Linked DNA regions of Homo sapiens: region 1 is linked to region 2. The links are chromatin contacts, found by Hi-C or POLR2A ChIA-PET in ENCODE. All regions are on one chromosome and are shown on one strand. The core of a region is the stretch at or near the end of the contact, and the rest is flanking DNA. Distances in the headings are between cores, read along the strand shown. Region 1 holds the start of SYNGR1 (synaptogyrin 1). Region 2 has its middle 15 kb from the start of APOBEC3G.

What was found. Hi-C counts contacts between places; a loop is a spot of excess contacts on that map. ChIA-PET counts read pairs that join two places held with the same protein, here RNA polymerase II (POLR2A).
Region 1: a map of gastrocnemius medialis shows a loop between it and region 2 (4-fold over the local background). The contact joins the promoter of SYNGR1 here to the enhancer-like site in region 2. A Hi-C loop is called at or near these places in 1 of 168 maps with a recorded cell type or tissue (gastrocnemius medialis). POLR2A ChIA-PET finds 5 or more read pairs at or near these places in 2 of 52 experiments (PC-9 and activated B cell).

The regions. Positions count from the first base shown.
Region 1 is chr22:39,347,762-39,351,250 of GRCh38, forward strand. It overlaps SYNGR1 (synaptogyrin 1), which reads left to right and starts at 2,230. Exons shown (of 4, transcript NM_004711.5): 1 at 2,230-2,348. The coding sequence starts at 2,250. RefSeq lists a silencer at 2,277-2,436.
Region 2 is chr22:39,059,880-39,064,823 of GRCh38, forward strand. No RefSeq gene overlaps it. Among named protein-coding and RNA genes, the nearest start is that of APOBEC3G, 15 kb to the right of the region's middle. RefSeq lists a silencer at 2,552-2,731. Within about 2 kb of position 1,577, at least 2 of the 41 ENCODE cell types and tissues checked have a DNase peak (open chromatin) inside an H3K27ac peak, as active enhancers do.

The sequences.
Region 1 (3,489 bases), core at 980-3,479, 290 kb after region 2:
ATCTTTTCTTTTCTTTCTTTCTTTCTTTTTTTTTTTTTTTTTTTTTTTTTGAGACAGAGTCTCGTTCTGTCGCCCAGGCTGGAGTGCAGTGGCGCGATCTCGGCTCACTGCAAGCTCCGCCTCCCGGGTTCACGCCATTCTCCTGCTTCAGCCTCCCGAGTAGCTGGGACTACAGCCACTACACCCGGCTAATTTTTTTTTTTTTTTTTTTGTATTTTTACTAGAGATGAGGTTTCACCGTGTTAGCCAGGATGGTCTCAATCTCCTGACCTCATGATCTGCCCGTCTCGGCCTCCCAAAGTGCTGGGATTATAGGCGTGAGCCACCGCGGATGCTGGGCATCTTTTTATGTGCTGAGTTGCCGTGTGTATATCTTCTTTGGTGAGGTGTATAACTATTCAAATCTTTTGCCCATTTTTTAAAAAGTGGGTCCTCTTATTATTATTGAGTTCGAACGTTCTTTATTTGGGATGCAAGTTCTTTAGATCTATGCTTTGCAAATATTTTCTCCCAGACTATCGTTTGTCTTTTCATACATTCTTTTAACAATGTCTTTTAAAGAACAGAAGTTCTTAATTTTGATAAAGTCCAGTTTATCAATTGTTTCTTTTATGAATCATGTTCTTCATGATTTTTTTTTTTTTTTTTTTTTTTTGAGACGGAGTCTCGCTCTGTTGCCAGGCTGGAGTGCTGTGGCGCGATCTCGGCTCACTGCAACCTCCACCTCCTGGGTTCAAGTGATTCTCCTGCCTCAGCCTCCCAAGTAGCTGGGACTACAGGAGCTCGCCACCACGCCCGGCTAATTTTTGTATTTTTAGTAGAGACCGGGTTCACCATGTTGGCCAGGATGGTCTCAATCACTTGACCTTGTGATCCATCCACCTTGGCCTCCCAAGGTGCTGGGATTACAGGCGTGAACCACTGCGCCCGGCCTTCTCTTGTGCTTTCTTCTAAAAGTTTTATATAGTCATAGTAGACACCTTATAAGTGTGCTGGATTAAATGTGAAAATGTATGTAAAGCCCTTAGCACAAGGCCTGGTAGAGACTAAACAATCAGCTGAGCCTAAGATGGACATTGACTATGTAATTTTTATAAGGAGCACCCTCAGGCCCAGCACACATTTCCTCCACACAGATGTTGTGTCCTGTCATCACAGAATGGCAGGATACCAGAGAAGCAAAAGCCTCCACCCATATCCTCATCCAACCTGCTCCTGGAACCAGTGAAGGTGACTGCAGACATAGAGAGGCCATAGAGCTACAGGGCAGCAGGAGAGCCAGCCCTGGAAGGTGGCCCTTCCCCTGCAGGGAGCACTCCTCCATCTAGCCTCCGTTTCCATGAAACCTGGAGGTCTAGCCCAAGCTGTGATGGGGTGATGGGGACTAGGCTCTGTTTACTGAGCACCTACTGTATGCTAGGCCCTTGGGTAAGGCATTGAATAAGTTAGACAACACCTGGGCCTCGGGAGCTCACAGACTAGCAGCAGAAGAGGCCATGAACAAATGATTGCGTAATTAATTGCTAGATTCAGGAAAGGGGCAACGTTCTGGGGTAGGAGGGGATGGGGAAGAGGAAGTCTCAGCCGCCGCCTCTGTGCCAGGCCCCTCCAGGCTGGGGGTGGGAGGGTGCGCGGGCACAGGGACACACATGACGTCATCGTAAGAGGCAGGGGAAGGGTGGTCCTGGGAGGTGGGGGCTGCTCTGGAGGGCTGTAAGAGAGGGTCATTCACTCGTGGTTCATTCATTCGAGAAATATTCATGCGGCGCCTACTGCGTACCAAGCACCCTCTAAGAAGGACGAACACAGCTCCTGCCCTCTCATTATATTTGGGGCCGACAAAGTGGCAGGAAACAGCCAAACAAATCAAGCGTGAAGATGGTTTCAGCAGAGCCGACGGCTCAGAGGGGCTGCGACCGGGGCAGGGGACCGGGGATGCGGGGCAGGGACACGGCCCACACTTGCTGTGCACGCACCGCCCTCCCCCAAACACTTTGCAAAGAGGTCACCGCACTGGCTGCGAGCGCGCCCTGAGCCCCGGGCCGCAGCACGCGCGCCCCCGCGCCCGAGGTCGCGCGCTGCCCAGCCCCCCGCCCGCGCCCCGCGAGCTGCGCCCGCCGCGCACGACGCCCCCTCGCGGGAGCCCTGGGCCGCCGGCCGCGCGCGCAGGGGAGGGGGCGGGGGCGCCGCGCACGCGCACGGGCCGGCGGCGCGCGCCGAGCGGGGGGCACCGCGCGGGTGCAGCCACGATGGAAGGGGGTGCGTACGGAGCGGGCAAAGCCGGGGGCGCCTTCGACCCCTACACCCTGGTCCGGCAGCCGCACACCATCCTGCGCGTCGTGTCTTGGGTAAGGACGGACTGGCCGACGGCTCTGCCAGGCCGGGGTGGTGGGGGTGTGAGCAAAGGCGGCGCGCCCGGACCGACCCCGACCCCGACCCCAACGGGCCCCCGGCGGCGGCGCGGCGGCGGGCGAGGAGCTGTCCTGCCTGCGGGGCCCGCTGCCGCCGCTCCTCCTTCCCGGGCCCGGGGCGGGCGGGATCCCTGGTGCTCGCGGGAGACGCCGCTCCGGCTCCCGGAGCCCTGGTTTCCTGGGGCCCCCGGTTCGTGCGCCCCCCTTCCCGCCCCGATTGCTGTGACCTCCAGGCCGCGGCTATGCCGCGAAAGGCTCGGATTGTGCGCGGCCGCCAGGGCGGACTGGGGACCGTGGGGACGGAGCCAGGGTTTAAGGTGGCCTTTTTTGGGGGGTGGATCAGGGCGTGGACCATCTCGGTGGGGTGCATGCCGCGCCTGCGATGGACGTTGGAGGAGGAGAGGGCCGGGAACCGGGTTCGTATTGCCTAGCCCGGCCCGTGTGGAGCGATGAGTCGGGAACTGAGTACCTCTCTTCCACCCGGGAACTGCCTCTCCTTCTCTGCGTGACCTTGGGCTGGGAGCCACCCAGGAAATGTTCTCGAGAAATGAGGACTTCAATTCCGAGGTGGGGAGTGTCATCTCCTCTCTCATGCCTCAGTTTCCCAATTTATAGACAAGGTGGGCGGAGCCTTCTTGAGGCCCCCTTGGGCTCTGACATTTCATGAACCGGTAACACCCCTCCCACTCAGCATGCACCTGGATGCCCAAGGCGGGTGTCTGGGAGAAAGGTCTGCTCCCACAGTGAAGAGGCCAGGGTGGCCTCCAGCCTAGCTGGGGGGCAGGGTCCTCAGTGCAGAGGGCTGAGTGGGCTCTTGTTCAGACGGGTGGTCAGGGAGAGGATGGGTCAGAGACAGTGAGCACAGAGGGAGGGGTTCAGGTGCCTTGAGTGGCACCTCATGGAAAGAAGCCCTGCTGGGGTCTGGAGAGGGGGTTTCTGGGGCTCCCTGGGTTTGGCTGGCTGTATCCCAGAAACTCCCACTCGAGGTTCTGGCCTCTGCAGGCCTGGGGCCCGTTCCTTGTGGGCTTAGACTAGGAATGGGCTAGACTGTCAGGGACCCCAGGGGCTACCCCAAGGC
Region 2 (4,944 bases), core at 327-2,826:
CGTGTGTCAGGGTCAGTCCAGGTAAAAGCAAAGAGAGGCTGGGATGAAGGGTGCAAAGGAATAGTAAAGAAACCATGTTTGAGATCCAGGACAGAATAATGGGTTGTGGAGGGAGGTATTGAGGATAGGAGAGTATATGGATTTGGCACCATAGGGTGGATAGGCAAGACAATGTGGTTGATAAGGCACAGATCCTGAACTAACCTATAAGGCTTGTCCAGTTTTTGCACAGGTAAAAGGGGGGAATTGTAAGGAGAGTTTATAGGCTTTAAAAGGCCATGCTGTAACGGGTGAGTGATAACAGGCTTTAATCCTTTTAAAGTGTGCTGTGGGATAGGATATTGGCATTGAGCAGGGTAAGGGTGATTAGGTTTTAATGGGATGGTAAGGGGTGCATGATCAGTCACTAAGGAGGGAGTAGAGGTGTCCCATACTTGTGGATTAAGGTAGGAAGACACAAGGGGAGGACGTGAAGGAGGCTCTGAACTGGGGAAAAGGGCGGCAATGAGGTGTGGCTGTAGCCCAGGAGTAGTCAGGGAAGAAGAAAATTTGGTTAAAGTGTCCTGACCTAATAAGGGAGCTGGGCAGGTGGGGATAAATAAAAAAAGAGTGCATAAAAGAATGTTGTCCAAGTTGGCGCCAGAGTTGGGGAGTTAAGAATGTTGTCCCAGTTGGCGCCAGAGTTGGGGAGTTTTAAGAGGTTTAGAAGCCTGGCTGTCAATACCCACAACAGTTATGGAGGCAAGGGAAACAGGCCTTTGAAAAGAAGGTAATGTGGAGTGGGTAGCCTCCGTATTGATCAAGAAGGGGACAGACTTACCCTCCACTGTAAGAGTTACTCAAAGCGTCCGTGATGGTCCAGGAGGCTTCTGAGGCAATCGGACAGCGTCAGTCTTCAGCCACTAAGCCGAGAAGATCCGGGAAGGAGTCAGTCAGAGAACCTTGAGCCAGAGTTCGAGGGGCTCTGGGACTGTCTGCTGGGCGAGTTGGACAGTCCGATTTCCAGTGGGGTCCTGCACAGGTGGGGCATGGCTTAGGAGGAATCCTGGGCTGTGGGCATTCCTTGCCCCAGTGGCCAGATTTCTGGCACTTGAAGCAAGATCCTGGGGAAGGCAGTCCTGGAGGAATGCCTGACCCTTGCAGTTTAGGCGTTCTGAAGTTCTTGTGTGCTGGAGATGTGGCTGGGGTTTCTCTCACAGAAGAGGCAAGTAATCGCAACTCTTCTCTATTATTGTACACCTTGAAGGTGAGGTTAATTAAGTCCTGTTGTGGGGTTGAGGGCCAGAATCCAATTTTTGGAGCTTTTTCTAATGTCAGGAGCGGATTGGGTAATAAAATGCATATTGAGAATATGACGGCCTTCTGGCCCCTCTGGGTCTAGGGCGGTAAAGCATCTAAGGGTTGTTGCCAAACGGGCCATGGACTGAGCGGGGTTTTCATATTTGATGAAAAAGAGCCTAAACACTAACTGATTTGGGAGAGGTTGGGTAAAGAAAAAGGAGCATTAACCTTGGCTATGCCTTCAGCTCCAGCCACCTCTCTAAGAGGAAACTGTTGGGCAGGTGGGGGAGGGCTAGACGCAGAACAAAACTGTAAGCCAGACCCGGTGTGAGGAGGGGAAGTGATAGAAGGATTATAGGGTGGGGGAGCAGAGGCTGGCGAAGAGTTGGGACCTGGCTCAGCCTGGCGAGGAGCAGCCTGAGGAGAAGAGGAGAGGTCAGATGAGTCTGTGGAAAAGGAGGATTCAAAGGACTCAGAGCTTGGGGTGGAGACTGAAGGAACAGACAGGAGAGAAAGAAGAAAGTTTTGGGATGAGTCTCATCAGGAGCAGAGATTAGGAAGGGACTGAAGTGTAAAAGAATGCCTGGACATCAGATACCTCAGACCATTTGTCCATTTTATGACAAGAATTATCTAGATCTTGTGGGATGGAGAAATTGAAAGTGCCATTTTCTGGCTATTTGGAATCATTGTCGAGTTTGTACTGGGGCCAAGCGGTGTTGCAGAAGAAAATAAGACGCTTAGGTTTCAGTTCAGGTCTGAGTTGAAGAGGTTTTAAGTCTTTGAGAACACAGGCTAAGGGAGAAGAAGGAGGAATGGAGGGTGGAAGGTTGCCCATAGTGAAGGAGGCAAGCCCAGAGAACAGAGAGGGTAGAGACACGGAGAAGAGGGGGTAGTGAGCAGCCCTGGGCTGCAATGTGGGTGAGCAGCCAAAGCAGGCATCCCCACAATTGACTGACCACCAAGGGAATGTGGGTGAATAATCAGGCAGGCGTCCCCGTGGAGATCAGACACCAATGGAGTGTGGGTGAATAATCAGGCAGGCGTCCCCGCGGTGATTAAACACCAAGGAAAGGCTGTCTTCCCGAGTCCGTGACTGGCGCCGGAGTTTTGGGTCCATGGATAAAATGTGTCTCCTTGTCTCTACTAGAGAAGAAAAAGAACTGGAATTGGAAGGACAGGAAGATTGAAGGGTAGCGAGAGAGGAAGGCTGGAGGGTAGTGAGAGAGGCTGGAGAAGAGCGAAAAGACCACTTACCTGATTTGAAATTGGTGAGATGTTCCTTTGGCTGGTTGGTCTGAGGACCCGAGTTGTAGGTGGATCTCCTCACCCAGTGAAGGTGAGGACAGGGGACCGGTCTCCCGAAGGAGTCCTCCCGTCCCGAGTTTTGGCACCAAACGTCACGCACGTCTGTGTGAAGAGACCACCAACAGGCTTTGTGTGAGCAACAAGGCTGTTTATTTCATCTGGGTGTGGGCGGGCTGAGTCCGAAAAAGGACTCAGCAAATGGTGGTGGGATCATCATTAGTTCTTATAGGTTTGGGATAGGCGTACAAAGTACAGTCTCAAGAGTGGGGACAATATTACAAAGTACATTCTCAAGACTGGGGAGAATATTACAAAGTACCTTCTTAAGGGCGGGGGAGAATATATCATATCAGTTAGGGTGGGGCAGGAAAAAATCACAATGGTGGAATGTCATCAGTTAAGGTTATTTTCACTTATTTTGTGGATCTTCAGTTGCTTCAGGCCAGGTGGATGTATATGTGCAGGTCACAGGGGATATGATGGCTTAGCTTCAGCTCAGAGGCCTGACAGTCAGGAGTTCAAAACAAGCCTGGTCAACATGGTGAAACCCCGTCTCTACTAAAAATACAAAAAAATTAGCCAGGCGTGGTAGTGGATGCCTGTAATCTCAGCTACTTGGGAGGCTGAGGCAGGAGAATCGCTGGACCTTGGGAAGCAGAGGTTGCAGTGAGCCGAGATCATGCCATTGCACTCCAACCTGGAAGACAGAGTGAGACTGCATCTCAAAATAAAAATAAAAATAAATTAATCATCTGTTGGCTGGGTGTGGTGGCTCACACCTGTAATCTCAGCACTTTGGGAGGCCAAGGTAGGCGGATCACCTGAGGTCAGGAATTCAAGACCAGCCTGGCCAACATGGCAAAACCCCGTCTCTACTAAAAATACAAAAAGTAGCTGGGCATGGTGGCGGGCACATGTAATCCCAGCTACTCGGGAGGCTGAGGCTTGAATCGCTTGAACCAGGGAGGTAGAGGTTGCAGTGAGCCGAGATGGTGCCACTGCACTCCAGCTTGGGCAACGGAGTGAGACTCCGTCTCTAAAAAAATTAATTAATGAATTAATTAATCATCTGTTGAAAAGGACCTGTCTCCAAATACAACCACACATTGAGGTAGAGGGGTTAGGGCTTCAATATATTGATTTTTGGGAGAAACAGGGCAACATGGCAACAAGCCACAGTCACTGTGGGCGGGCCTGAGTGGGGAGTGCAGGGGTTCCTGTCCTGTGTGTCTGTCTCACAGGGGAGTCCCGACCTGACCCTCACAGCCCCTCCACCCAGACCTTCCTGCATGTTCCACCCAGCCCACCCTCCTGCACCCAAGAGCACCCAGCCCTCCCTCCTGCTCATGCCCCTCCCTTCTCAAATCCCTCCCAGCAGTGCAGCTCTGGGCTAGGACACAGCCTAGGGAACGTGACTGAGAAAGAGCCAAGAAAACTTGATCAGTGATCAAGTTGGTGTTTAAGTAAGATTTTCAATAAAAAGTAGAATTGGGTACTACATGGAGGCCTGAGATGTTCAGAGCTTTTTGAGAAAGCAGAACAGAAAGTAGAAGGGCAACCAGGAACCAGAGGTGCCAGAGAACCGGAAGCGCGGGCCCTCCGAGGAGACAGGGAGTGGGCACCTGGGTCTTGGGCCTGTCGACAAACAGAGTCAAACTCTGTAAAATATTTGAAGAGACGTATTCTGAGCCAAATACGAGTGACCATGGCCCGTAACACAGGGCTCAGGAGGTCCTGATAACATGTGCCCAAGGTGGTGGGGGTGCAACTTGGTTTTATATATTTTAGAGAGGCAAGAGCTATCAATCAAATACATTTGAGAAATACAGGAGCTGGGTACAGTGGCTCATGCCTGTAATCCCAGTGCTTTGGGAGGCTGAGGTGGGTGGATCATGAGGTCAGGAGTTCGAGACCAGCCTGGCCAACACAGTGAAACCCTGTCTCTACTAAAAATACAAAAAATTAGCCGGTGTGATGATGTGCACCTGTAATCCCAGCTACTCAGGAGGCTGAGGCAGGAGAATCACGTGATCCTGGGAGACGGAGGTTGCAGTGAGCCGAGATCACGCAAGGGCACTCCAGCCAGGGCGACGGTGTAAGACTCCATCTCAAAAAAAAAAGAAAGAAATACATTGGTGGCTGGACACAGCAGCTCACGCCTGTAATCATAGCACTTTGGGAGGCCGAGCCAGGTGGATCACGTGGGGTCAAGAGTTTGAGACCAGCCTGGCCAACATGGCAAAACCCTGTCTCCACTGAAAATACAAAAATTAGCTGAGTGTGGTGGTGGGCGCCTATAACCCCAGCTACTTGGGAGACTGAGGCAGGACAATTGCGTGAACCCAGGAGGCAGAG